Regions from separate parts of the Mus musculus genome. Here regions 1, 2, 4, 5, 6 and 7 are each linked to region 3. The links are chromatin loops, found by intact Hi-C in ENCODE. Cell type or tissue: heart. All regions are shown on one strand.

Region 1 (4,000 bases), 280 kb before region 3:
TTGCTGCTCAAAATTCTAATATTTGAGGGCTGAGGGGGTAGCTTAGTTGGTGTGATGCTTGCTCTGTAAGAGTTCAGATTCTCAGCACCAATGTAGAAAGCCTGCTGTGATACTGTGTGCCTGTAATCTCTGAGCTAGAGTCAGGCTCAGGAGGATCCCAGGGCTCACAGGCCAGCCCCAGGTTCAGTGGGAGACCCTGTCTCAAAAAGCAGGATGGGACAGTGATTGAGAGAGACACCTGACATCAATCTTGGTGTTTCCCATGCACAAATACACATGCAAGTGCAAGAATGTGAGAGTGCACACTCACACGCACGCGCGCGCGCGCACACACACACACACACTTTCTTGTACACATTTTGTACTTTTTAGACTCAAACAATGAGCATAGCGATCACTTTCAAATTAGAAGGAGGTCATTGTCCTGTCATTTAATCATAATCTCCAGCTCCCTGTTGCTCCTCTGAAAACCATGCTTCTCTTAAATTACATTTCTTGGGGGTTGAGTGAGTTATTATGTGAGCCTTGCTGTCTTATTATAGATGTGGAAACAGGAGGCTTGTTGGAAGGAGGCAGCTTTCCATACCGTACTGACAATTTTTTTTCAAACACCTAACTGCACAACTGTACTGAGTAGCATTCTGGACTTCTTGTGAAGGAAGAAGACAGTGACTGAAGTGATGGGCTCCTGAGGCCTGAGTTATTTCATGACTGAAGGACTGAGTAAAAACGTATATGTGCTGCCAGTCTCAGTGCTACAGCCCATTAAACAACCTCGTGGAGGAGCTAGTTTTAGAACGTATGCTGTTGGGTGGATGCTGAGGAACATCACTAGAGGTCTCAAACTACATCCAATGATTGCACACAGAGAGACAAAACCTCATAGCATTGTGTAGGACACTTATTGAGAAGGAGAGAATCAGTGTCCACTGTACATGAATGCGTACATAGTGAGTGTTGGATGAGCCTCCACTAAGCCAAGAACAATGGATGAGAAAGAACAGGATGTGGGCTGGAAAGTAAGGAGTAAGACAGTGGGTTCCAATAAGCGATTTGTGCAAGAATTAATCAAGTCATCTCCATAGATTTAAGGTTCCATATGTCTCCACCATTCTGCAGGTATCCGTTGGATAAGATCTTGAGAGTCTCCGGACCTGGGAGTGAACTTAGTAATAGATTACCCAGCATGAAAAAAGTCTTGGGCCCTCACAAAGCCACACACACCTGATCTTGAGTGTCCTCAAAGGCGCATGTGTTATAATTCTGCTCCCCAATTATTGGGAGGTGATAGAACGAACGTAGTAGGAGATGCTTGTTTTTTGTCCCTGAGATGTCCTCCGAGGGAGCTGTGTGGTCCCCGTCTCCCCCATCTCTTTTGCTTCTGCAACCACAAGGTGCACAGTCTAGCAGTACCACCCAGTACACTTGCAATATGAATGAAAGTTCCCATTCTGACCAAAATATCTCAAACCCCTTATTTAATAAAAACTGGATCAGCTCAGTTATTTGCTATAGCAATGGAAAGCTGACTAACAGTCTCTGCTCCCTTCCACGTACCTGACTTTAGGAGAGGAAACACAGTACTTAGCAGCTGATGAATATTAGTCATTTTCACTGTGAACGGTAAGCACAGAATAATAAACTGGCTCTCAGTACCCAGACATGTGATGGGCTCAGGAGAGGAAGGTTTCTTCCCTAAACATTTTTAAGAGAAACTATGTGTGTTTCAAGCAGTGCTTTGGATGAGAAATTTACCCCTAGGCTCAGATATTTGAACACTTGCTCTCCAGCTGGTGGTGGTGTCGGAGAAGGCTGTGGAATCTTCAGGAGGCAGGGCTTCTCTGCAGGAAATGGCTCACAGGGGAAAGGCCTCGTAACTCAGCTCCACTTCCTATTCACTTCTGCTTCCTGAGTGTGGATGCATGGTGACCAACCAGCCTCTCACTCCTACCTTGGCACCTCTGCTGCCAGCTGCCCTGTCCTCCCTGCCAGGGTAGACAGTGTCCCCTGGAGCTGAAAATAACCCACATCTCCCTCCCTCCAGTTGTTTTTGTCAGGGTATTTTCTGTAGCAACAAGAAAGTAACTATGGCAGCCTGTTGCCTCGGTTCATTCCACTCTTCCTCAAGCCTGTGCAATGTGATGCTTTCCCCTAAAGTGCATGGTGGCACACACCTCTAATGCCGGCACCTCGGGGGGGGGGGGAAGCCAGCCTTGTTTTACAGAATGAGACCCTACCTCAGAAAAACAAGAAAAACAAATACAACAGAGGAGCTCTGTCACCGTTTTTCTTCTTCTTCTAGAGATTGGTGTGGAAAAGCAAAGTACAATTCGGAGCGAAGGCTGCCCTTGTGGCTTTCAGCAGAAGGCAGTCCTTTAAACCATCGTTCTTGGTGCTCTCTTAACCACATTAGTAACAGCCCTGTATATGCGTGAGCCATTTGATACAAATGATTTTCAAGAAATGCAGTTATTCCTTCACTGGAATAACTCTTAAAGCAGGTCTGAGAATTGGGCGAAGTGGTAGTTACTAGCCTTCTTACCAAGCTGCAGTGGAGCTTGGAGAAGACATGGCCTGTCCAGGGCCAGGACAGGAATCCAGCTTTGGCCAGAACAAGGCCCTGTTTCCTGTTTTGTCCCTCGAGACCTTGAGTGAGAGGGGAAGCAGCCAAACAGCTACCATCTCATTGCTAAACCCTGCACCAACTTGTGGACAATAGTCTCGTTAATTGCTCAAGATCTTTGGATGGGAAGCAAGTTGTATCCTATCTCTGCAAAATCGAAATCTCTGCAGAAACATTTCTCTCTCTCTCTTTGCTCCTCCCCCCTCACATATGGAGATATCGACAGTGACAGGCCAGATAGCATCATGCTGTCTTGTGTGGTTTTTTTCAAGGGAAGCGATGAGAAGCATCTGATAAGGCTGAGAATTTTCAACTGCCTGGCACAGTGAAAGGAACACTTGTCTAGGAGTCAGGACTTGTAGGCTCTGGTTGTGACTCTTCCATCTGTTACCTGCATAACCTGTCTCTTGTTACTTTCAACCCTACAACACATAGTCGTTTAGTAAATCAATGGGACTAACATGATGAAATCATGGTGTGTAAGAGTTTTTAAAACTATACACTTTCATGGAGATGAGAAAGATTGCCACTGGAGTGGGCAGTTTGATGATATACTGTTGAATCACATGAACTTCCAGTCCATTCTCTTAACCTCATTGTGAGGGGGAAGGTTTGGAAGTGTTCGAGACTGCTTTGTATAAAGCTAGGTATGATAGGAATTCTATCACACTGAAGTCTGTAGGAAATCTGCATGTTGTAGTTCAGCCTGGGCTTCAAAGTAAGACCCTGTCTCAAAAAAAAAATCATAGAAAAAATGTGTTTAAGATTTAGTACCATATTCATTATAGTATCATATAATTTCAGCTCGTTTTTGCCTCATTGTAAATATAAAACTTAAAGACTATTGCAATAACTGTTTATATTCACAACCAGAGGAAGGACAGAATTCATACTACAAAACCAACCCATATTTTTTTAGTACTTTCTGTCCTATAAAATGTTCTGTAAAATCATTATCCCCAGGTACTCTCAAATCTCAGAATGTCTATTTATGGATTTATTTTCCATGGCAGAAGATGTAAGCAGTCCTCAGAGAACTGTAGTATGGAGAAATAAAAGTCGACTGTATGACCTTATGTATTTATTTTTACAATTCTTACACTTAACAGTTCTTTTCTTCTCTACCCCAAATTTATAGTGGCCTCAGGAAATGATTTATGAATTCATTGACTCCTTTAGTCAGGTTTGTATAAATTGTATTGTTAGTCTCTTTAAAAAATGGTTCATTTATTTTTAATTATGTGCACATGTGTGTCTGTGTGTGGGTATGTCTGAGTGCAGTGACCTTGGAGACCAAAAGAGGGCACCAGTTACCCTGGAAATGGAGATAAAGAAGGTTGTGAGTCACGTGACGTGAGTGCTAGGAACCTACCTCAG
Region 2 (4,000 bases), 360 kb before region 3:
CTCCAATGAGAATCCTCCCAAAGAGGAATGCTGATTATCTCAGAAAAAGAAACGATATAAATAAACATAATACAAAATTGAGGTGCTGGGACACAATTATAAATCGCTCTGCTTGACTCTTGCCATCTTCCAGGGCAGAGGCAGGTTGGTCTCTGTGGCAAAGAATAGACCACCAGCTGTTGTATGTTCTGCCAAGAGCAGAGAGAGTTATTATAAATAATCAGCAGCAGTATGTCCTTTGGGGCTGGGCAGTGTGTGTGTGTGTGTGTGTGTGTGTGTGTCTGGAAATAGAGGGTGCTAGAGGGATGGAGGCAGGGCCAACATGGCAGAGGATGAGCTAGAAGTTTTTCTGTGTACCTAGGCTCCTATTACATCACAGGGGCAGTTATGTAATGTGCCTCCGTTTATAACCAGAATGGAAGTAAAGGGAGCATCTTCATTAGCAGTGACACAGCGTAAGTCACGTGGATAGGCCATCAGTGTGCTTGTGGGCATCTTCCCTTCCCTTCTGCATCTGTCTGCATTTTGTTAACTCCTTGCCTCCTTTTGGGCATACATGTGTGTTTTTAAAGTGGAAGCAGAGACAGAGCTTGGTGCCCTGCTTTTAAGGTCTCCTCACAGAAGAAATGTATGGTGTTGATTTTACAATTTTATATCCTATCATAAGGTCCCTTTTAAAAAGGAACTATAGTAGCAACACGTAGGTCTCCCAACATTTCCCTGTGACAGATTCACCCACCCCATGAGCCTTTGTAGCCAGATGCAGGCCATAGTTCCTCACTTCATTTTTTTCAGGCCATTCTTCTGAACATGGAGAAATACCATCCTGCTCAAATCTAATTCTAAGCTGTAACTCAACTCAGGTATATGTTAGAGGGATGCTGCCCAGGAAAGACAAATAATTAGTGTCTGATATTTAAAATTCACGTGTGTGTGTGTGTGTGTGTGTGTGTTCCTGAGTGTGACTGTTTTGCTCTGTGAACCTGGAGTTTCCTGATCTGGTGAACCTGGCTGACTAGAGATCCATCTGTCTCTGCCTCTGTAGCCCTGGCATCCTAAGAGTATGCCACCATGCCTAGCTTTTCCTGTGGGTTCTAGCTCGGGTCCTTACCAGTTAAACATTTTTTCCTGGCTCTGTTTTCTTTTTTTAAATTACATTTTTAGCAGTTTACATTCAGACAGTAACATTTATCTTCATGTCTAACAAGTGGGAAGATTGAGTCTCCAAAACGTGAAATGATTTATTCAACCAGCTAAGGAAACCCAAGGCGGGGCCAGGCTTAACAGGTATTCCAGCCAATATGACTATAATAGAAAATTCTAAGACAGATCTACAAAGGCTTTATCATATAGTTCCCTAACAGGAGCAGTGTGGAGAAAATGGAGTTCAAGTCTCAGAGGAAGGAACCTCTGCTTAGCCTGTATTGATGTTTTACACATTGTTTCACTTTTATGTTTGCCCTTTATGCCCACAGAAGCCCATTCCCCCTCCCCACATTCGCTCTCTCTATTTTTTTACATTGCCCCTAGCTTTAATTTTAGAAGCCTTTGAGTGCATCTTTGTGGATTTATTCCTTCTTGAAACAGGAGCAGGAATTTTACCTGTGTTCCCATGCCTTCAAACTAAATGACAAATTCTGGGATCTAACACTGAGCACAGATAGCAAAGACAAGATTGATTCTAATCCGAAAAATAAAGTTCAAATATTGACACTTTACGGTTAGAGAGTTTCCAATCTACCTGGGGCCATGGAAGTAGAGTTTACTTAATTTAGCTATCAGGCTGTTCATTGTGTTTTCTGGCCCTATAAATTTGTGTTGTAGTATCTTGAATATCCAGCAGATGGCATCTGCTCCAAAACTCAAAAATTCCATTTCCATAGTATGGCAAGCAGGGAATAGACACATAGAAGCCTCTCTCTTCATCGACTTCTCCACTCACTACCAAGAAAGGGCTTCTGGAACACTGAGGGTAGAAAATACAGCTACTGCATGGTGAGAGCTATTCTCTGTCCATACCTGTAGACCTCAGTAATTTGTAAGGGAAATAGAATTAGAATAAATCCTGATGAATCTCCCAAACGGACAACTATCAGTTTCAGTTATTTTACTAAGTGAGATAAGAGAGCAATCTTAGTGTCAGAGTGGTGGGTGTGTGTGCTAATCTCAAACCTCCCACCAAAGAGAGACAGGCAAAGGCAGCACAGTATAACATTTTCAAATCGGAGCCAGCTCCTCCAAGAAGCAAGGACACAGCCCCATGACAGATGCCTTCTCACGGATGTGAGGAGACGGATACGGAATGTGATTGAATGACTTCTAATGTTTCACGACACCTTTGCTCCATAGCTTTGAAAAGCTTACACATGAACACACTGATCCCTATCCAGATGAGCCAGGGGCCCCATCCTTTTGTGTCAAGCACAAAGAGGAAGGCGAGTGCAGCAGAGACAGAGACAAAGGAACAGCCTGTGCAACCAAGCGCTGAACATGATTTAAACAGCCAACTTAGTAAACATCAATTCTCAGGCTGTATTCTGTGAATTGGAGTCAACCTCCAAAGGAAATGCAGGCTTACACTGAAAGGATTGCTTCTGCTAAGACAATGCAAAGTCGCATCTTTGTGCCGTAAGTCATCTCCCTGAAAGATGCTGACAAGACAAAGGCCTCAAAGTGAAAAGGTGAAACCGGCTCATTTGAAAAAGGGAAAAAGGAACCGCATTAGAGCTTCTTTGTTTAACACTCTGGTACCCGTGTTTTGTATTGTCAGAGATCAGTGTGCCTTTGAGGAGAGAGAGGGCTTAGAAATGGAGAGAATGTGCGGCTTGCTGTGTGACTTTCTATGAATCACTTTCTCACCCTGGACATAAAGTTTCCATTCTGGTCACATAAGAGGGTGGGAGCAAATGATTGCTGTGTTTTCCACATGGTTATGATGAAGCTCCCTCCTCACATTCACACATAAGTGAGAGTCTGAAGACTGGGTGGTAGAGGCTTGGAGAAGTGGGGACCAGTGCTGGCCCATCAAAATGGAACCGTGGGGAAGGCACTGCACATGAAACTATCTCGGAATCCTTTGAGCCTCTCATTTGGATGGTTGTTTTCTAAGAATACAATAGAAGCTCTGGTTTGGAAGTCAAAGCCCCAGAAAGGAAATACATTTTGTCTTAAACGTTAATAATGTTAACGCTTGAGAATCATGTGCACTTTGACCACTTCCTTTTTTACACGCAGCAGGGTCCAAGGATATTTCTTTTTTTGTTGTTTGTTTGTTTGTTTTTGTTTTTCGAGATAGGGTTTCTCTGTATAGCCCTGGCTGTCCTGGAACTCACTTTGTAGACCAGGCTGGCCTCAAACTCAGAAATCCACCTGCCTCTGCCTCCCGAATGCTGGGATTAAAGGCATGCACCACCACCGCCCAGCTCCAAGGATATTTCTAAGACTGGAATTTTGAGTTGCCTGACATCTCCTGCCTCAGTCACAGTCAAACACACAATATATTTCCTCAGAAGTGTGGACTTAGAACATTTGAACTTAAGGCTGAGTGTGTACAGAACCTGTAGAATGTATCTTTGACCTCTTGGCTTCTGGAGACACACATTTCCTTTGTTTATTCACAAGTCTACTTTATTCTCCCCTCAGATTTAATTATTTTCCAGTTCTCATTTGCATATGTGTAGGCTACCATCCATTCACAATCTGCTGAGACCTACACGTGGGAGGCACAAAGCTTCCCATTCCATAAAAGGACTGGATACCATGGACAAGCCACTTCCCCTGCAGTGCTCTCAGAGAGCCCTGCCCTGCCCTAGCAAGTGTGCTGGAGATGAAGTATGCCATTTGGTGTGTGCATCTACATCTTCAGCATGCCATTGTGTACCAGATACAGCAGAGAAATGGGATCATTCTATTAGACACCCGTAGTCTGTTGGGACTGGGAGGGACATTACAGAACCAACTAAAGTTACCCTTCAGTTTACATGTGAGAGAAATGAATCTC
Region 3 (4,000 bases):
GGGCCTAATCAGAGTCAATATGCTAAAGCAGAGGGTTCTCAAGGGTTTTTCAGCTGTAAGGTCTTCTTTCACAAACTGTGGACTCTGAGCCTCTGGAGAACCCAGGCTCTTACCTCTTCACCCTTTGGGTGTAGTCCAGTGACAATGAGCACGGGTAGCTTTAAGAATGAGAGCTTACAACGACACACACATACCCAGCAACTTTTGAGGGACTGGTATCTTGGCTTCTTCATGGCCATCCATTCCATTCGAGGCCAAGACAGCCACCACTTTCGCAAAAGGCCACATGACTACAGCCAGAATCATAGGAGAAAAACAGGTGCCTTACCGCAAGCAGGGCTGAGTTCCGCTGGTCCCCCGGGGTCGAAGCTGGCGGCTGCTCTCGGTTTATCCCACCGTTATCATTACTGGTCAGCCGGTGCTGCTGATGGTGATGGTGATAGTCTGGTGGAGGTGGTGGGGCCGTGGCTGCCGCTTGGGAGGCCACAGGAGGGGCAGTAGGGGGCGGTGGAGGAGCTGTGGTAGTGGCAGTCGCGACTGTAGCCTTAGCATGTTTGCTAGCCTTCCTTGCCCCCTGACCATGCTGCACCAGGCTGAGAAGCTGCATGGTGCTCTCCCTCTCTCGGTCTGAGCTCTCAGCCCTACCACGTTCATAGCGTCCTTCACAGCTCAGGTGGTGCTGTCGGCAGACAGCAATGCGAGCCCGCAGGCGTTCCACAATAGCACTGTGCACTCTCGGGGTGACTGAGCCCCCTCCAAGGAGCCCCGCCCCAGAAGCCCCTCCCAACCCTCCTGCGGGGGCCTGCGGGGGCGCTGTGTCCCCCATCTTGTTGGACACAATGATTACTGCCTCTGGGATGGTGAGGTGCAAGAGGCTGGTGCTGGCTATTGCAGGCAAAGCTGGTTTCAGTGTTCAGGGCACATGAATAGAGGTCTCCAGAGGGTGGGGAGACAGTGAAGAGGGTGTGGGGGAGGGGAGCGAGTAACAAGAGGGAGGGGAGAAAGATTAGAAACCAATTGGAGAGAGGAAGTTGGAAACAAACCCTGATCAACTTACTCTAATTGCATTTGACAGCTCAGGAGAAGTTGGACGGAGTTGGTAGATTTTTTTTTCTCCCCCACCAGGCTGACAAGAGCCTCTAGGTACTTTGTAAACACAAAGTCTAGGGGACAGTTCAAGAATTCAGGGATTGTCAAGGAAGAGGCAGAAGCACGTAGCAAAAGGAATCAATAGAGTCATTACTAGAGATCCGGGCTCCCCCTCACCTAGCTGCTTCGGGAAATTATTTATAGGGGTATTTCTGCAGAGAAACACATTTCTCCTGGGGGCTGTGGAACCGGCAGCCTTCACTTTTCCTCAGGTTAAAAAACAAACAACAGGACTGTTTCCCAAGGCTCCCGAAGTCATGTTCAAACTGTGCGAAATCAGAGAAGACTATGTTGGTTTCTCCGTCCCTTCCTCTCCCTCCGGTGTTGGTGTTTTCTCCTCGGGGTGGGGGGACAGAAGGATGTAGTCCTCTCCCCAAAGAAGACAGCTTTTCAGTCTTAACAACGTCAGTAATTGGACTTCAGAACCATGCTCTTTTCTTCAAGCTAATCCAATCACCGGCAAAAGTCCCGATTCCCTCTTAGGTTTCTTAGTCTTAAATGAAAGCAGTCTGAAGTGGCTGGCTACTGAGCTCCTTCAACACATTTCCCCCTTTCCCACTTACGTTTTTATTCCTCTCCCCCTCCCCACTTCTATTCTAATACAGTATCAAGACAGACAAAGTCTTCTGAGAGTAATTTACAAACGATGGTCAAACTTACAAACTTCCAGCAAATTGCACCGAGTCATGTCCAGCCACTTTTCTGTCCAGTTTTGTATATTCCATGCCCGGCCAGTGGCTCAGAGGGTCTGGACTCCCAAAGGCAATGTGGCTCTATCTCTTGTAATGCTTCGCTTTATAGATGGGGCGGGTGGGGGGGGGGGAGAGAAGAAAAAAGTCGCTTGTATTTTCCTTTCTCTTTCAGGTCTGTTCCGAGCGCTTTCCTGACACCGACTCCCGCTCCTCGGACTCACGGCGAAACACAGGCTTTCATTGTGCTGCGATACGAGAGGGAGAGAAAGAGAGAGAGAGGGAGAGAGAGAGTGAGACAGAGAGAGAGAGGGAGCCAGCAGGCTGCAGATGGGGGAGGAGGGCGGGAGCTCGGGCTCCCTGGTGGAAGGCTGGTGCCGCTGCTCCAGTGAGTAATCGCAGCCAGGCGCCGGGGAACGGAGTGCAGAGGCCTCCCAGTGGCTGAAGAGGCATCTCTCTACCGCCAACTCTAGGCTCAGCCTCTGCCTGGGTGCTGCGATGGGGGGGAAGACTGGGGAAATTCCCCAGTCTCCTCCTAAGGGTTTGAGCATCTCTCAATGCTGAAGAAACTCCCAGACAGGCACTGTATTTTCCCCTTCCAGGCCCGCAGTCAGCCCTCCTGAGGACATGATTTTCGGTTTTCAATAAGCTGTAACGACACCACTGAGCACCCCCAACAAGAGCTGGGTGAGCACGGAGGAAAAGCTCATTAGCACAGTGAGGAAGTTGGTGAGTGAGTGCTGTGAGGTGCAGAGAGGGAAGCCCACCACTGTCTCCTACGGGGACCCATTGGTGGAAGTCAGTGAGTTTGGGCAACAGGCTTGAGCTGATGAGCAAATAAATCATCACGGATAAATAAACGTTTTATGAGGCTGATATTGTCCTTATCTTGAGAAAGGAAAAAAATCGTTTTCCTTTGAAAATTCACCAAATACAAGGTGTATTGTCAGTAGCTGTCTGCTTGGCAAATATAATATGCCACATGATTTCAAGAACATTCATAACAACAAAAAAAAAAAGGTTTTGATTTCTTATCTTCATATAGTGTGGCTTGTAAAATACTCAAGTAGATTGGACAAATCAGTGTGTACTTATCGATTACAGGGAATAAATTAAGATGGGCATAGTATTAGAAGCCAGAACCACCAAAAACTCAAGTGCTGTAGTTTATAAGTCATTTGGATCTGACGTTTCCAGACACAAAGCTTCATTTACTTAAGCGACTCTAGAATTTCAGCAGTATGATCCTGCTTCAAACGTGAACTATGGGTAGAAGCAAATAAAAATAATGTATCTCAAGCCTGGATTCATCCACAGTTCCATCTCCCGGGGGCTGGCCAACTTTAGCCCACTTTCACAAGCCCCAGGATGTTAAGTTGGAAATGGAGACAGGCACACTCAGACAGGACAGGGTTTGTCTCATCCAAAATGCTTGGAATTCAAAGTATTTCAGATTTCAGGGGTTTTGGATTTGGGGTTATTGACTTAGATTTAACCAGTTGAATATCTTTAATCCCAAATTTCCCCTAATCTATCATGTTAGCTCTGTTTAAATAATTCCATTCTGCAATATCTCGGATTGTTTTTGAATCAACTACTCCAGTCTGTACAACATTAGCCTTTTTTTTCTGAAACATCCTTCTCTCTGTGTTCTTCAAGGCCAAGTTCCTCTCCATTCACGTGGAGAAAGGAGCCATATTTGTTAGAGAAGAAAAATAGAAACAGAGTCATCAGGAATTATTCAAAAGTGAAGGCTTTTTGACTATCGTATATTTCATTTTTGAAAGCAGTGTTCAGTAGGCAGCAACTTCTACTAACTTCTACTTCTGTCATATTTAGCAACCATAACCAGTAAAAGACAACTCTGCAGTATTTAAATGTAAAACAGTGCTCACTCAATAGCCTGCGACAATACAGGTCTTAACAGTGTTGAGGACTTGGTCAAACAAACTACTCTTACTCCTAGGAATATAAATTATAAACTAGAATAATAAATTTGCTAAATTGAAATAAAATTTAATTGACATAAAATTGTTCAGGGTTTTAGGGTATGGCCTATTGTTTCAATTAATGTATACACTGTGGAATAAACTCTAGTGTGTGTGTGTGTGTGTGTGTGTGTTTTCTTTTAAGATATCTGAGTGCAGTTGTGTATGTGACCT
Region 4 (4,000 bases), 420 kb before region 3:
ATAGACTCATTGAGAAGTGGATATTAACCCAAAAGCTCAGAATACCCAAGATACAATTCACAAACCACAAGAAGAAGGAAGACCAATGTGTGGATGCTTCGTTCCTTCTTAGAAGGCGGAACAAATTACTCACAGGAAGAAATATGGAGACAGTGTGGAGTAGAGCTTGAAGCAAAAGCCACCCAGAGACTGCCCTGCCTGGGTATCCATCCCAAATACAGTCACCATACCCAGACACTATTGTGGATGCCAAGGAGTCCTTGCTGACAAAAAGCCTGATATAGCTGTCTCCTGAGAGGCTCTGGCAGAGCCCGACAAGTACAGAGGTGAATGCTCACAGACAACCAAAGGACTGAAGGAGCTGAAGGTGTTTGCAACTCCATAGGAAAAACAACAATATCAATCAACCAGACCCTCCAGAGTTCCCAGGGACTAAAGAACCAACCAAAGAGTGCACATGGAGCAACCCATGGCTCCAGCCGCATATACAACAGATAGCTTTGTCAGACATCAATGGGAGGAGAAGCCCTTGGTCTTGTGAAGGCTGGATACCCAGTGTAGGTGAATGCCAGGGTGGGTTGGCAGGAGTGAGTGGGTGGGGGAACACCCTCATAGAAGCACTGGGGTGGGGAATGGGAGACCAAGAAAGGGGATAACATTTGAAATATAAATAAAGAAAATATCCAATTAAAAAAAGAGAAAATGGGCGAGGGGGACTGAGGATAGGAACATCCAGGATGGCAAAGGGTCGTTGGCTGGGGTCTTAGGGTACCTGGAGAACCTCATTAGCATGGGGAAGCAGCTCAGGAATTTCTGGTGTTGGCTGAACAGGTTCTTATCAGTACAAAGGAAATTGATCCTATAATCTAATTGAGGCTAAGTGACATTCCTCATGTGGGGGCTTCCAACTCACCAGCCAGGGTCAGAGAAGGAGAAGTCCCAGTAATGAGGGGAGTACTCTATTACGTGCTGTGCCCCTGAAGGCTTTCCGATCAATGGTAGACTTTGACCCTAATTACCAGAGTTTCCCCACAGTTTTTGTTTCTGTGATTCCTCCTCTTCCTTTCCCTTCTTCATACTGGATCCAAACCATCAGGCCAATGCTAGACCGGCACTCTACCACTGAGCTATCACATAGCAACTTCTCCTGACCCTTATTCCTGCTAGCTTATTAGCTGTCTCTAGCTGCACTGTCTTGGGCTATGTGTCCCCTGCAACGATAGGTCATTCAGAATGATGTGGCCTTGGGCCAAATCTAGCACCATGCTGATCCTGCTGGGCCTAGATCATGATAGTTTGGTTTATAGAGAGCCATAATTACACCTACCCTGAGAGCTTGGGGCTGGTCTTTTTACAGTGACTATTAGATAGCTTGGTTGTACTGATGGCCATAGGAGCTACTTCCTTAGGTTGGTAGATAAATGCTGGAGACAGTCCTTTGGCCACAAAGGAAGACACTAAGCTGGAAGTACCTGAGACTCAGAGTTACTGGAGGCTGCAGTCCCTTGAGGAGGATGCAGACCTCACTACCTAATATGGCCAACAGTCTATGTCCTCTATCTGTGAGCCCTGATCTACATTAAAAAGTCTTCAGTTTGTGCTCCTGCTAAAATCTGCGTTGCTGAGTGCTTCTCCCCAGCAGGTGGCGATATACTCTTGATCAAGGTTCTGGAGCCGAACTTAGGAGAAAAGGTGGTGGAAGCAGCCACAAGTCTGACTTGGAGTTGCGTTAGAGTTCAGCTGCAGGAGCTTGCTCGCATGGTTGTGAAGGAAGGCCAGGTGTGTCCCAGGCCTGCTTCGAGGCTGGGAGGAGCCTAGGCATTGGGATGGAGGCAGGGTTGTAGGCTTACCTAGCTCCATTCTTCTTCCTTCCTTCCTTCCTTCCTTTCTTCCTTCCTTCCTTCCTTCCTTCCTTCCACTTTAATTTTTTTATTAGATATTTTCTTTATTTGCATTTCAAATGATATTCCCTTTCCTGGTTTCCCCTCCAAAAACCACCTATTGAAACCCCCCTCCCCCTGCTTCTATGAGGGTGTTCTCCCACCAACGCACTCCCCCACTCCCTCTTCCCCATTCTGGCATTCCCCTACACTGGGACATCCAGCCTTCACAGGACCAAGGGCCTCTTCTCCCATTGATGTCTGACAAGGCCATCCTCTGCTACATATGCGGCTGGAGCCATGGGTCACTCCATGTGTACTCTTTGGTTGGTGGTTTAGTCCCTGGGAGCTCTGGGGGTTGGGGGGTCTGGTTGATTGATATTGTTGTTCCTCCTATGGGACTACAAACTCCTTCAGTCCTTTCTCTAACTCTTCTGTTGGAGACCCTGTGCTTAGTCCAATGTTTGGCTGTAAGCATCCACCTCTGTATTTGTCAGGCTCTGGCAGAGCCTGTCAGGAGACAGCTATATCAGGCTCCTGTCAGCAAGCACTTGTTGGCATACACAATAGTGTCGGGTTTGGTAACTGTATATGGAATGGATCCCCAGGTGGAGCAGTCTCTGGGTAGCCTTTCCATCAGGATACCTTGTGCCAGGTTTCGGGTCTGCACTCTGGACTTTAGGATTTTTGTAAGGTCTGTGATATTAGTCTTCCTTAAAGCTTTGTAGGAATTTTTGAGCCTTCTAAGAGGATTGGTGCTTATTTCTCTTTCAGGGGACACTTCACATACAATTATTTTCACACGGGATATTGCTCTTGGACATATACATTTTAAGTATATTTTTATCTTTTGAGATTTTATATATACATACAATATATTCTATCATATTTACTACTCAGCCTTCTCCATAATTCCTCCAAGAATCATTTCTACCTTCTCTCCCAATTTCAAATCTTTTTTCTCTTTCCCATCCCCTTTCCCTCCTGTCCTTTTTCTCTTCTTCCCCTCCCTCCCTCCCTCCCTCCCTCCCTCCCTCCCTCCCTCCCTCCCTCTCTTTCTCACCTTCTTTCTCTACCCCTTCTCCTTGTTTCTCAATTCATGATTCCTCCTCCCTCCCCTTCTTCCTCTTTCCCATCCTTTCTCTGTCTCTCTTTCCTCCCCATGAATGCCCACTGATGGAACAGAGACTCAAACTCACATGAATGATTATTGTGCTCATATGACTTCAAGGTAGGGTTTCCCTTCTGTGATTCCAAGGATTCAATTTATTATCACTGTTCTTAGATGAGATCCTGTGAAATAGCAGCCCTATTCTGTTTTTATGTAACAGTGATAGGTTTCCATGGGGGATCTTGGTATTATAGTTCCCACCTGGAATAAGTCCTCCCTTGTACATCCTACACATTGTCACCTTCACAGTTGCCAGGGTGCAGGTTCAAGGCCTCCCAAGCCCATCTGTCAGGAAAAGCCACACCCACACTTGCTTACTTACTCTGGCTTCCAGTTCATCTCTGGGTTTGTCTTGTCTTTACTTCAGTAGTTGTATTTGCAGACACTTTTGTTGTTGTTGCTTTTAGAACAACCTTATTGAGCTATAAATTGAAGATCATAAAATGTATTCCTGTAAAGAACACAATTCCATTGGTTCATGTCTTTAATCCCAGCACTGAGGAGGCACAGGCAGGCAGATTTTTGAGTTTCCCGTCAATCAGGAGTACACAGAGAAACCCTGTCTGGTAGAGAGAGAGAGAGAGAGAGAGAGAGAGAGAGAGAGAGAGAGAGAGAGGAGAGAGTGAGGGAGGAAGGCAGGCAGGCAGGCAGGAAGGAGAGAAAGAAAGAGAGAAAGAGAGAGAGAGAAAGAAAGAAAGAAAGAAAGAAAGAAAGAAAGAAAGAAAGAAAGAAAGAAAGAAAGAGAGAGAGAAAGGGAGAGAGAAAGAGAGAGAGAGAGAGAAAGAAAGAAAGAAAGAAAGAAAGAAAGAAAGAAAGAAAGAAAGAAAGAAAGAAAGAGAGAAAAAGAAAGACAGGCACTTTTTAGCCGGGCATGTTTCTCCCCGAAAAGAACACAATCCAGATAGTTTGGTGGGTAAAGTTCTAAAAGCCAAACTCAGGGATGCACATC
Region 5 (4,000 bases), 210 kb before region 3:
ATAAAATACCTAGTCTGTCTAGCTATCACAACGCCACTGAAGTAAATCATCTGAGATGCTGTCCTCAGAAGGGTAGGCGGGAGTTAAAGTGCAGCCCTCTAGGAAGGAGCTGCTTTCCCCCCTCGTCTGATGAGTTAATCTTCCTGGGAACAGGATTATATTTACTCATCCCAAGAGGGTGTTGACTTGTCTGGGCTCCAGAAGACTCCAAGGACAGAGTAAGTTCTATGCTGTTCATCCCCACAGGAAGAAAATCAGCAGCGCTCTCTGCAGGGGGCCACTCCTTCTCTTGTGCTTAAAACGACAACTGGAACACTAGTACATGAGTTTAAATTAAGGAAAGACCGTCAAGAATGCCCTTTTCTCTGTAAGAGGATTGGTTGGGTCCTGGGATAAGATGTAAAGAAATACTTTTTAGTCCCAAGACAGAATCAGATGGGTTAATAATGCATTCAAGGGCTTTGCAAAGATACCTCAGATGAAATGACAAAGGTGCCCAGCTGAAAACTCGAATTCTTTTCATCCCTGTCTTTTAACAAAGAGACAATTGTAATATGTAAATATATGTATATAAAATATTATTTACTATTATGTATGTATTAGACACTCAGACACAGATACAGAGAGGAAAGAGAGGGAGACAGTGTTAGAGAGAGTCCATATGTGCACAATGGAGGTATTTGCATATCATTTTCTTGGCAATGCTCAGAGTTTCACGTAATGCAACATATGTGTAGTATGAGTAGTTGAACAATAAAGACTAAATACTTCCTTTAAATTAGAAAACAGTATTCCCAACACGGGAACTATTGGAGCTGTGCCCAGCTTGTTCAGTAAACAGGTAGGGCAGATGAAACATGCACTCCTAAAACTATTTAGGATGTGTACTGTGGTCCACATGTGATCAGAGGACAACTCTAAAGACTCAGGCATCTCCTTCCAGGTGGATTCCAGGGATTTAACTCTATTAAACTTGCTAACAAGTGCCTTCTATCTGATAAGCAACCTGCTGGGCCTGAAACATACTTTAAGTCAAGAACAAGAATTCTTGGATGCAACTTCCAGCACTTTTATCTGTATCTCACTAGACCTTAGACAAGTATTTCTCTGGGTATCAGGATATAGCACACACACACACACACAAACACAGTCACACTCAAACATACACACATACATATACTCACATACACATACATACACATAAATACACATATACACATAAACACACTCACACATATACCCATACTCACACACACATACACATTCAGTCACACACACATACATTCATAGCCATATGCCACACACTCAAATACATACACTTATGTGCACATGCACACAATGCACACATGTGCATACTTGTGCATACAGATATACATACATACACATACCCCACACACACACCAAACACATGCACACTTACATATACACACATACATCAGATACATGCACACACATCTAGCACACACACATATGTACATATACATACCACACATATATATGCACACATACACACAAATCCAACACATACATACATATAAACACATCCACACATATCCAGCACATAAACACACACAAATATACACAAACACACACATCTGATGCACACAAAAAAAGAGACACACATGTCCAACACACACACATTTAAGAAATGGAGGGAAGTCAGATGGCATACACCTTTAATCTCAGCACTGGAGAGGTTGAAGCAGGCAGATCTCTGACTTAGAGGCCAACCTGGTCTACATAGCAGGTCCCAGGACAGTCAATGCCACATAGTGAACCACATTCTCAAAAGAAGAAGAAGGAGGAAGAGGAGGAGGAGGAGAAGGGAAGGAGGAAGAGAAGGAGGAGGAGGAGGAGGAGGAGGAAGAGGAGGAGAAGAAGAAGAAGAAGAAGAAGAAGAAGAAGAAGAAGAAGAAGAAGAAGAAGAAGAAGAAGAAGAAAAGGAGGAGGAGGAAGAGGAGGAAGAGGAGGAGGAGGAAGGAAGGAAGTGGAGGGAGCCACACCAATCTCTCTGAGTTATTGTAAGAATTAAATGTGACAAAGGGTATGAACTCTCTGTAATCATTAGTTCCTATTTATCTCAAGTAGTTTCTTATCCTTTTGTGACAGTAGACAACAAAAATAGAGAATTTCTGCTGATATTGGTGAACTATGAACTCAGTTCCAAGGCAGAAGGTTTAAATAACCAGGCCGACTCCAGAACCGTTGATGCTGTTGTCTTCCAGATGAGACTCACTCACAGTCCTTAGGAACATGCTGTTCACTGTGTGCTTGCCTGCGGGTCCTGGGCCAATTTCCTCATCTCAAATAGCAGCAGTTGGCTGCCCACACTACCCTCTGCAGGCAGCTGTGTCTCAGTAGAAACTGTCAAACAGCTGACTCTAGAAAACCAAATTTTCCTCTTTAAGATCCTAATTGCATCCATTGGTAAAATAAAATAAAATAAAATAAAAATCAAAGTGCATACCTTGCCCTTTCATGGGAGCTGACATTCTGAGCTCAGGTTTGTTAGGAAGTATTAGCAGAAGATTTAGAAGAAGTCTGGAGGGCCACCTCGGAGATGGAGTAGCAGATAAAATGTTCCCAACACAAAGATGAGGATTGCAGTTAGGGATCCAACACCCACACCAAAACTGGGCAAGGTGCTTGCCTGTAATCCCAGCACTGTGCACTGCAGACAAGGACAGGAGGGTTCCTGCGGTTTACTTGCCAGACAGTCTAGCCAACTAGTGAGTTCAGGTGGAGACCCTGTGTTTAATATATATATATATATGTAATGTGGAAAACAATAGAGGAAGACCTCTGGCCTCTATGTGGACTCCTGACTAAACACACACACAGAGAGAGAGAGAGAGAGAGAGAGAGAGAGAGAGAGAGAAGGAGGAGGAGGAGGAGGAGGAGGAGGAGGAGGAGGAGGAGGAGGAGGAGGAGGAGGAGGAGAAGAAGAAGAAGAAGAAGAAGAAGAAGAAGAAGAAGAAGAAGAAGAAGAAGAAGAAGAAGAAGAAGAAGAAGAAGAAGAAGAAGAGGAGGAGGAGAGGTGCAGATGGGACAGGAAAGAGAGAGGGACAGGAAGAGAGACAGGCAGACAGACAGATGGAGTCAGAAACAAAGGGACAAGGAGGGTCTTCTTAGAGAAGTCCACCCCTGCTAGTCCCCTCACTTTTTTGGTTGGTCTTCCAAATGAAACAAATCAGTATCCCCAAAGAGATGTGTTTTCCTGTTTCTGTTTATGTGCTGGAGAAGGGCAAAGCTGCACACCTGCTCACCACCATGAAGTGGTGAACTGTCTGCATGGCAGAGCAAACGAACCACTTAAGTTACTATAACATTCAAAGTGTAAGAAAGGTGCTTAGTGACACTGTGTTTCCAACCTAAAAACCTATGAGGGGACTCTACACTCCCAAGACGCCTGAGAGCTATGTGACAATGTGTGTGTGTGTGTGTATCAGAAATGGCCGATGGTTTTGTTCTGTGTGGTGCAGAAAGGTGGAGGCAGATGGCCCTGTGCACGCTTCACTGGGTAAGCGTCCAGAGTTTGGCCCCCACCTGTCTGTGGCTTCTAAGTCCCTTCCTTTCCCACACCCACCACTGAGCACAGCCCCCACTGCCACTGTGCTGCTGTCGTCTCTCCTTTGAACACTTACTCTGTCTAGTCAAATAGGCTCATCCAGGTACAGAAAGCAGAGTCACGGGGTATGAAGGTACAATGAGAATGCCTTCCAGGCTTTCCAGGGTCAGACCCCACAGGGACCCAAACACTCTTCACAAATACACACAACAAAGCATAACATATAGACAGCTCTGGGAAACGAGTCATTTAGGGCTAAGGTAATTAATGTACATTCTGAGTCAGAGTTTCACACTTAAATTTCTAAAGGCGTGTTTAATGCCCTCTTAGCAGAGCCAACTGTGTCTGTCCGTGGCTGCGGAGAACATCTTCTTGGGAGTGCTTAGACCAAAGGAGGCATTGAACAGGGCTTCCTCTGCTTTTAGCTGATGA
Region 6 (4,000 bases), 400 kb before region 3:
AAAACCTCAGCATGGCGCCTGGCACACAGTAGGTTTATAATGCGTGTTTGTAATGATGATGATCACTAGAGGAACTGCAACTGGTCTCACTTTTTTTTTTGCTTCACTGGTGAGAGAATGGTAGAGAGAGACTAACGAACTTTTATGAGAAAACGCCTCTATACGGTGCCTGTCCGGCCTTGCCAAGGCCTTGAATGACTACAAAGCATATGCTAATGTAAAGGGGCGTCAAAGGCTGCTTCTTCCTGGATATGCTAAAAAGCATAGGCGCCCTCAAAGGCATCCAGACAAAGAGAAGTGGGATGCTTTGTAAGGACCACAGAAAGTGCAGCTCCGTTCTCATTCAACCCACCACTGCCCCTTGCACCTGTCCAGGGAGACTCAACAGGGAAGCCAGTGGGAGTCAGGCCAGCACCATCGCCGGCTCCCAAGAATGTGTGTGTCACTTTTAATCAGGGAAGCAGAAAACCCGAAAACACCATCGTGTAAAACTGATCAAATTTGCAGTATCGATGGGAATGATTAAAGTCTTGCCAGTAAGTCAGTTGGAAATGACACTCTCTCCTCTTCATCCTTGTTTCTAGGCTATTCAGGTTATAAAGATCAAAGGGAGGCGGGAGGAACAGGTTTGAACACAGATTTCAGACCCTGTAGTTTAAGGGCTCACTTCCACATGCAATTCTTTAAAGACTCCTGTACTTGCTACATTGTTACTAGTTCGAACTGCAACTAATCAGTAAGTAGAAACCAGGGCTGCCTCCTTTGGTCTTTGGTCTGCCCTCTGCTTAACACTGTGGCTTCCACCATTTCTATCAGAATGCTGTAGTCTTACCAGGTCAAAGTCAAATTTTACCTCATTTTGGGAGATGATTTGCCATATTTTCAAACTGGAGCTGGACATACCTAATAGCCTCTGTCTTTAGTTGGATACAAATCTGAACACAGTGTTTCTTTTTTTTGAAAAGCAGTTGCTTTTTAGACGGTGTAATTTTGCAGGCTTCTTCTCTGGCCTCCATGTCATGCTTCTCCATCCGTGACCATACTCTATGCCTTGACAGTATGTGTGTCCTTTGTGTACCTGTGTCTTGAGTGTTCTACATCTTTGGATTGGGATGACAACCTCCCCACCCCCTTCCCACTTGCTTTCCCTCCAACTCCCTCTGAACCTTCTGATCCTTGGAGGTTCTTCTCTGCGGCCATTTCTAGCAATTCCTACAGCACAGCATTTAAGCATATGCATTACAATAGCCTATGTATGTGGTGTGTGTGTGTGTGTGTGTGTGTGTGTGTGTGTGTGTGTGAGTGTGTGTGTGAGTGTGTGTGTGAGTGTGTGTGTGTGTGTGTGAGTGTGTGTGTGTGTGTGTGTGAGTGTGTGTGTGTGAGTGTGTGTGTGAGTGTGTGTGTGAGAGTGTGAGTGTGTGTGTGAGTGTGTGTGTGTGTGTGTGAGTGTGTGTGTGTGAGTGTGTGTGTGTGTGTGTGTGTGTGTGTGTGTGTGTGAGATCCATTAGGGCAACGAGAGGGGAAGAGGTTCTTTGGTTTGTAGCTGTATCTTCATGCTCTTTCAGTATTTGCTGAATATTTATGGTGTTTATAACACTTGATAATTAGGGCTGTTTCTAAAAAGTTCCTTGTATATAAAATGACTTAGTTCATCTTCCACATCTAACACTGTTGGGAATCAAACAAAGGACCTCAGGCAGACCAGGCAAACAGTCTATCACTGCGCTGCACCACCTGACCTCACGCTCCCTTTCAGTGTGGGTCTATTTACCCTGAACTGCTAGGCTTTGTCTCTTTTGATTTCACTGGACAGGGCAGGCTGAAGGGAGAGGATGCTGCAGTCTTAGGACATGGAGTTTTGGCTGACGTAGATGCTGATGTCTGAGGATGCAGAGGAGTGTGTACATAAATACGGAACCAAGGCTAAAGCTCTGGTGGTGTTTGGGGAAAACAACCTTGTGGTTCTTAAGGGATCAGGCAAAGATAGTGAAGTGGAAATTCATTTAAAATGTTATTTTGAAAACCATCCCCCATTCTGAGATGCTTTGCTTTGGGGGAAGCCAAATCTTGGTGGTGAAACTCCATGCTGGCCTTTAAAACTTTCCTTTAAAACTCATTTACCTCTAAAAATCAGTTTGGGGTTGGGGGTGATTAAAGTGCAGTTCACTATTTCCACCCCTTGAGGCTGGGAACAACTGAGCTTTCCTTTGCTTGCTTCAGATGCCCTGCTGGCCACAGACATTCCTGAACTGGGCAGGGCTAGCCATGAGGGCTGAGGACTCCATGTGCCTAGCAGATGGTAAATCGGGCTTTCCCCTGCTCCCCTGCACTTTAAATTCATACAGTTCAGTTTCTGTTGTATCCACTACATCCTCCTTGCTGTCACATAAGTAGAGGACTAGAACATGGCAAGAAACAGGACAGAGGACAATTTATCTCTCCGAGGCCAACAAGTGTCTACAGTAGAAGTAGAGAAAGCTTTACCGCATCAGCCAGCATCTGCTGCTGGAGGAGAAGTTGCTGCTTCTGCTCCATGGTTGGTCTCTGCAGGGTCTGTTTCTTCCCCATCATCTGCTGATTCAACAGGGACTGCTGGGAGTTCATGTAACCACTTCCAGTGTTTGGATTTGAGCAGGAGTTGGGACTTGGACTGGGGCCTGTGTTCTGGCCTACCACAGTGTGTTGATCCTGTAGAAGGGAGAGGAGGAGGGGAAGCTACTGTGAATTAAAGAAGACACGGGGAGCACAAAGATGAGAAGCTTAGATTCCAAATATTTTCATCCAGTTGGAGATCAAATTTGGTTAATGACTTGGACATCTGGAGAATAGCTTTTGAAAGCCATTGTTGTGTAACACAGCAAGCAGAGCAGGAAGGTGAACGGTGAGTATCATGGGATAAGCTCCCCCAGCCTCTTAGTAGTCTCCTCATTCCAGAGGTGTTTATGGAACCTCAAAGAAAATATTCAGTGATACCCTCAACTTCTCTGAAGCAAAGGCATCGCAGAGTGACAGCCATTTCTTTTCTCTAGCAAGTGAGTGTGCATTTGTTATTTCTGACCCTACAATGAAAATGGAATTCCCAACCATGTGTTTAAAGTTGAATAGCCATTCTGAACAGAAGACAGGAGGCAGGAGACATTTGTCTACTTACTTAGAGACTCATTAATTTCACAGCAGTTTATGGTAAGGGGACAACCCACTCACTGGCAATGATGAAGAAATAATGTCATATATCAAATAATATTGGACATTTGGAAGTTACCACTCTGATCTGAGGATCTACCAGTTTTTAGGCATTGATACATTAGAACTCTGCAAGGACAGCAGCTAAGCCCTCTGAGGTATCATTATGTCCTAGTGAAGTATGCAGAGCTCTGTAGTAGTAGAACTCCAAGAAGACTAGAAAACACGGTCTCCTTGTAGATTCATATCTAACCAAGGGATAGGAAATGTTCATATTACAGAGGCTAGGAATTATAAGTTCAGCTTGGGCATAGTGAAATATTCTTGCCATTCTAGCTCTCAGAAGGTGGAGGCAGGAGGGTCATGGGTTCAAGGCCATCCTCTGATATATAACAAGTTCAAGGCCAACCTGGGATACAGGAGACAATGTCTCAAAACACAAAATACAAAACACAGCAAACAAAAGATTATAAAATAAAAATTTAGAAAACTCTTCACCCATTGATGGCAGTGACTGGGAGGCAGGTTACTTTGAACATGTACCAGCTCATGTTCATGGTGCCTCTGGGAACCATGAATACACAGAAGCAAACAGTCCAACTCCCACTCTCCAGGCAGACAGCAAGTACTCAGCAGATCCCAGCAGGACTTTCATGGTGCTGAGTAGTGAGGAGCTGCAACATTCCTGGGAATTATCTTCTCCTGTACTCTATTACCTTCTGAGCTTTCCTTCTCTTTTTCTTGTTTCTTTTTTTGGTAGAAAGCTGTCAGTCTGAACCCTGGTGCAATAGGAAACTGGATCTTGTAGCATAGCAAA
Region 7 (4,000 bases), 150 kb before region 3:
CCACCAAGGGAAGAAGGTATTCTCATTGTGTAAAATGAGCCTGAAATCTGGCAAACTGCAGGTATTTGGTAGCTATCTTTTTTTTTCTTTTTGAGAATTCTTTTAATTTTTTTATTACTCTTTAAGATGAGCATGTACCATTATGGTGTTTACAGACATATCTGTTCTTACTGGCCCTCTCTGATTTCATCACTTCCTGTTACAGGCTTGTTACAGATGAGTTAGTATTACTGTTTATTGAATCAATTACTATGACTTCTCAATGTGTACAAAATAAGTACATATAAGTCCTGGTGCTGAAAAAAATGTATATGAGGAAATAAAGAAAACTAGCTTTTGTTTTGCCTCAGTTTCCAAGTCTAACCTTTCCCTGAGTCAGTCTATGTTTCATGTGTTCCAGTGATGAGAATACTCCACAGGAAGTGTACAAAGAGCTCAGCAGCCAACACTTACCAGCTCAGCAGAAAGACACTAACAGAGCTTCCAACAGCAGAGGGTATTGTCATCAGATAGTTTCCTAGAAAGGCCTCAGTCAACCTGCTATTGTAAGAGTGTTACATCACGGGAGGAAGTGAAAAGCCACAGCTCTCTTAAATGCATTTGATTAACAACATCTGCTAACCTTCTTTGTAACAAAGGACCAAAGCCAGAATACACATACACATACACATACACATACACATACACATACACATACACATACACATACACATACACATACACATACACATACATATACACACACACACATACACACACACACATAAACACACACACACACACATACACATACATACACACACATACACATACACATACACAAACACATACACACATACACACACACACACACACACACACATACATACACACACACACACACATACACATACACATACACATACACATACACATACACATACACATACACATACACATATCCCAAAGAGAAGCTGATATCAACTTGAGAGGCCCTTTTGGGAAAATTAATCTCCTGAAACCCCTGTGGAGGATGTAAGAGTAGAGATTATGTGAATGCCTGTTTATGCTTTGCTCCTTGGGTGGATTAATTAATTTTTGAAGCAAAAACTCAAATTTTATGCCTCACCAGTGGCCACAGTCTTTCTAGTGGTTCTTTGACAAGGCAATCCAGATTTTTAAAAAAAAAAAAAAAAGCTAAGAAAAGTTAATGTCATATAAACACATCATAGAAATATCTACTTTGATTTTTATCTTGTCTCCTTTTTATTAAGATAATTTTCCCCCCAATATACTGTGAATGTGCTTGTGATTGAACTGGGGTCTCATAGCTAGCTCAGGCTGGCCTAAAATATCCTATCTCCATGCGTCTGCTTCCCAGTGCTGGGGTTACAGACATGCGCCCCATGTCTCGTGTGGAATGACTTCCAGTATCAAACTGTGAGGGTCCTGACGGGCGACCCGATGTAAGATGATTTTAGAGTAATTAAGTACAAAACAGAGCCATAACTCCTCGTCTACCTTCGAGTGGGAGAACCTAGTGTCTGTGCCCTCTTTCAATGGTCTTCGCATCAGCATGCTCTTCTCCGTAGTTCTGGGATTTTGACTCTGTGTGAGGAGTGCCAATGGCTAAACTGCGGAGGGAAACCAAGCCTCAGTGCCTCTCCCAGAGTGTGCGGAAGGAAGGGCTTATCAGCTGAGTCACCGAGTCACTGGAGACACTGAACCCTGGAGCGCTGAAGCTGACCAGAGTTGCATATCTTTCTACGCTGGTGAAATATTTACACTAGACATTATAAATCTGAGTGACAAATCTGGGAAACCACCTGAAAAGCCACAGGAAATATTCTATCCTTATTCAATATGGAACTACTTCATGGCACAAAGGAAAATAAAAACAAAGGAATTGAAATCTCAGAGTAAATGTGCAGTGAATGAGTGTGCACATGAGTGTGTGTGTATGTTCCTGTGTGTTCCTGTGTGTGCATGTGACTGATTGTGTGCTTGTGTGTACAGGTGTGCATGCCCATGTGTGCCCACTGTGGCCAGAAGAGGACATTGGGCATTCTGCTCTGCCTACCACCCTCTGCCTTTCCACTTGAAGCGGGGTATCTCAATGACTCGGGAGCTGTCTATTTTGATTACGCTGGAGGCTAGCTGGCTCTTGGCATTAGACTGTCACTGTTTCCCACGTGTGGGTTTTATGTCAACTCTGGTCCTCATGCTTGTGAGCACTGTTACCCACTGAGCTACCTCTCTAGACCTAAAATATCTTTTACCAGGACCAGAATTCTGTTCTGTTTGGCTACCATCTAGAACAAGGTAGAAAGTACACCACACACGCCCCAGCTGGTTCCATAACAGAAACCCAGCATGCAATGGTGCAATGGTTCAATGGTGCACCACTGCTCACAACTCTGTTAGCCCAGTTTCGCACTGGACACCAGCACGAATGGAATAAAGTTTTGGCAAAACCTCAAAGGTATTTTAAAATTCTGTATCTACAAGTAAATATAATTTTATCACAGTGATACCTAAACACAAAGTCAATAAAACTTAAAAGAAAATACACACTCTCTGCTAAAACACCAAGCCAGTAGACTAAATTTTCAGCACATGATTTAAAACAAGTAATTTGTGTTTATTCTAACTTCATGGATGTGGCAGGGTATGCAAAGTTGGAGAGATGTTGGTAGGAAAATGGCTATGATAAAGTTGGGGTCTGATCCCTTTACTAAGCATGTCTGTGACCAGAATTCTGTTTTAGTCCTTCAATCTCAAAAAGCAGAATGATAGGAAACACTGGGAGAGGCCAGATCATGCATCTAAAACCTGGCTTTCTAAGACCAGAGCTTAGAACAACAGTGCTCTGTGGAGATAACTTTTTTCTCAACCCGTTAACTCTGTACAGGGCTGAAGTAGTAGAGGTGCCATTATTTAGCTCCTACTCTGTTAGCCTTCAAGCACAAGTACACTATTATATAATTAGCCAGCAGGCAAAAATCAAAGAGGATACAGAGACTTGAGTACTGTGGAGTACCCTTCTATTCACAGGCTCATCTTGAGGGTCTATGGAATCGCAACGACCTCAGCAGAGAGTAAATGACAGATGACTTTGTTCACAGATTTGAAACGCAGTGCTCACAGTTCTAATTCATGTATCCTGCCGCCCTTGTCAGCGGACTCCCTAGTGTTTCTATAAGCATCAGTCTTAAGTGTACACTGTGATGTATCGACAGTCCTCAGACACCTCTGGGTATTTAGTTAAGCTCATAGTAGTTAATAGATGTAACCAGCTTGGGATGGTTGTGAGGAAATTTGTGTAGAAGAAACGCAGGTGGAATGGAGAGGTGTGCATGGTGGCTTTTGGCAGAGTGTGTTTTATTTGGCATCTTGTATTTCTTCCCTATGTCCAACATCCTGTGCCTAGGACATTAGAACATTCTAATATTCTGACATATTCCTATAACTAGGAATACAACAGCACATATTCAAATCTCCTCAGCCTCCATTTTTTGTTTACTTCCAAGCATTTTTATAAGCAAATATCTAGGTTTTATTTTCACATATAAAAGTACTTAAAATGTTGGGAAAGAATCAGACCACAGATTCTAATTAAATTAATAATTAGAATCAGGCAAAATTAAGACCTCTGACTCCTCCCACTTTCCTGATACTTGGGAGCAGTTCACCTTCCCTCCTTTGACAAAGAATGGCCACTGACTCCCCTGGGGTCACCCTTCCCTGACAGGTGGCAGCCATTTTGTCCTAACACAGGGTATGTGGTCACTTCAGCACTCCTGGTGAATTCAGACACTCTGGAGACACTGGCTGCTTTACACCCATCCACAGCTTCCCTCACTCTCTGGCAATAACTGAATTCTGAGGGATTTTCGGAGACTCTTTCAACCCAGCAGAGAACCATCTATTTAGCACTCTGATGCTCAAAATGGCACCCTGGTGGCTGGAAGAGATGGTAGGGAGAACTCGGTTCATCAAATATCAATTGACAAAGCTGCTA

What was found. Hi-C counts contacts between places; a loop is a spot of excess contacts. Peaks named below come from ENCODE experiments on the same cell type or tissue, not always from the same donor. Only the 100,000 strongest peaks of a DNase experiment are listed, where the experiment ranks them.
Region 1: it touches region 3 in a loop (7-fold over the local background); 5 of 42 quality-filtered maps call a loop at or near these places.
Region 2: it touches region 3 in a loop (4-fold over the local background); 16 of 42 quality-filtered maps call a loop at or near these places.
Region 4: a loop joins it to region 3, with 5 times the contacts of the local background. A loop is called at or near these places in 12 of 42 quality-filtered maps.
Region 5: a loop joins it to region 3, with 4 times the contacts of the local background. A loop is called at or near these places in 6 of 42 quality-filtered maps.
Region 6: a loop joins it to region 3, with 2.3 times the contacts of the local background. A loop is called at or near these places in 3 of 42 quality-filtered maps.
Region 7: it touches region 3 in a loop (2.6-fold over the local background); 3 of 42 quality-filtered maps call a loop at or near these places.

What each region holds. Positions count from the first base shown.
Region 1 is chr9:13,573,012-13,577,011 of GRCm38, reverse strand. The region is part of intron 1 of Maml2 (mastermind like transcriptional coactivator 2); the gene reads right to left. Among named protein-coding and RNA genes, the nearest start is that of Gm51666, 35 kb to the left of the region's middle. In heart, CTCF peaks have their summits at 1,803 and 3,890 (motif pointing right); DNase peaks (open chromatin) are centred at 1,911 and 2,631; H3K27ac peaks cover 1,151 bases.
Region 2 is chr9:13,651,015-13,655,014 of GRCm38, reverse strand. The region is part of intron 2 of Maml2 (mastermind like transcriptional coactivator 2); the gene reads right to left. Among named protein-coding and RNA genes, the nearest start is that of Gm51666, 43 kb to the right of the region's middle. In heart, a CTCF peak has its summit at 1,828 (motif pointing right); no DNase peak of the experiment used is centred here; H3K27ac peaks cover 365 bases.
Region 3 is chr9:13,294,890-13,298,889 of GRCm38, reverse strand. Maml2 (mastermind like transcriptional coactivator 2) reads right to left here and starts at 932. Exons shown (of 5, transcript NM_001013813.3): 1 at 329-932. The coding sequence starts at 826. In heart, CTCF peaks have their summits at 564, 785 and 2,271; DNase peaks (open chromatin) are centred at 809 and 2,249; H3K4me3 peaks cover 2,769 bases; H3K27ac peaks cover 2,734 bases.
Region 4 is chr9:13,714,164-13,718,163 of GRCm38, reverse strand. No RefSeq gene overlaps it. Among named protein-coding and RNA genes, the nearest start is that of Mtmr2, 33 kb to the left of the region's middle. In heart, a CTCF peak has its summit at 1,634 (motif pointing right); a DNase peak (open chromatin) is centred at 1,643.
Region 5 is chr9:13,509,469-13,513,468 of GRCm38, reverse strand. All of the region lies in intron 1 of Maml2 (mastermind like transcriptional coactivator 2), which reads right to left. Among named protein-coding and RNA genes, the nearest start is that of Phxr4, 80 kb to the right of the region's middle. In heart, a CTCF peak has its summit at 2,341 (motif pointing left); DNase peaks (open chromatin) are centred at 168, 2,278 and 2,648.
Region 6 is chr9:13,695,862-13,699,861 of GRCm38, reverse strand. It overlaps Maml2 (mastermind like transcriptional coactivator 2), which reads right to left. Exons shown (of 5, transcript NM_001013813.3): 3 at 2,485-2,688. Among named protein-coding and RNA genes, the nearest start is that of Mtmr2, 51 kb to the left of the region's middle. RefSeq lists an enhancer at 1-1,892. In heart, no CTCF peak of the experiment used is centred here; no DNase peak of the experiment used is centred here; H3K27me3 peaks cover 229 bases.
Region 7 is chr9:13,440,205-13,444,204 of GRCm38, reverse strand. The region is part of intron 1 of Maml2 (mastermind like transcriptional coactivator 2); the gene reads right to left. Among named protein-coding and RNA genes, the nearest start is that of Phxr4, 11 kb to the right of the region's middle. In heart, no CTCF peak of the experiment used is centred here; a DNase peak (open chromatin) is centred at 1,634; H3K27ac peaks cover 908 bases.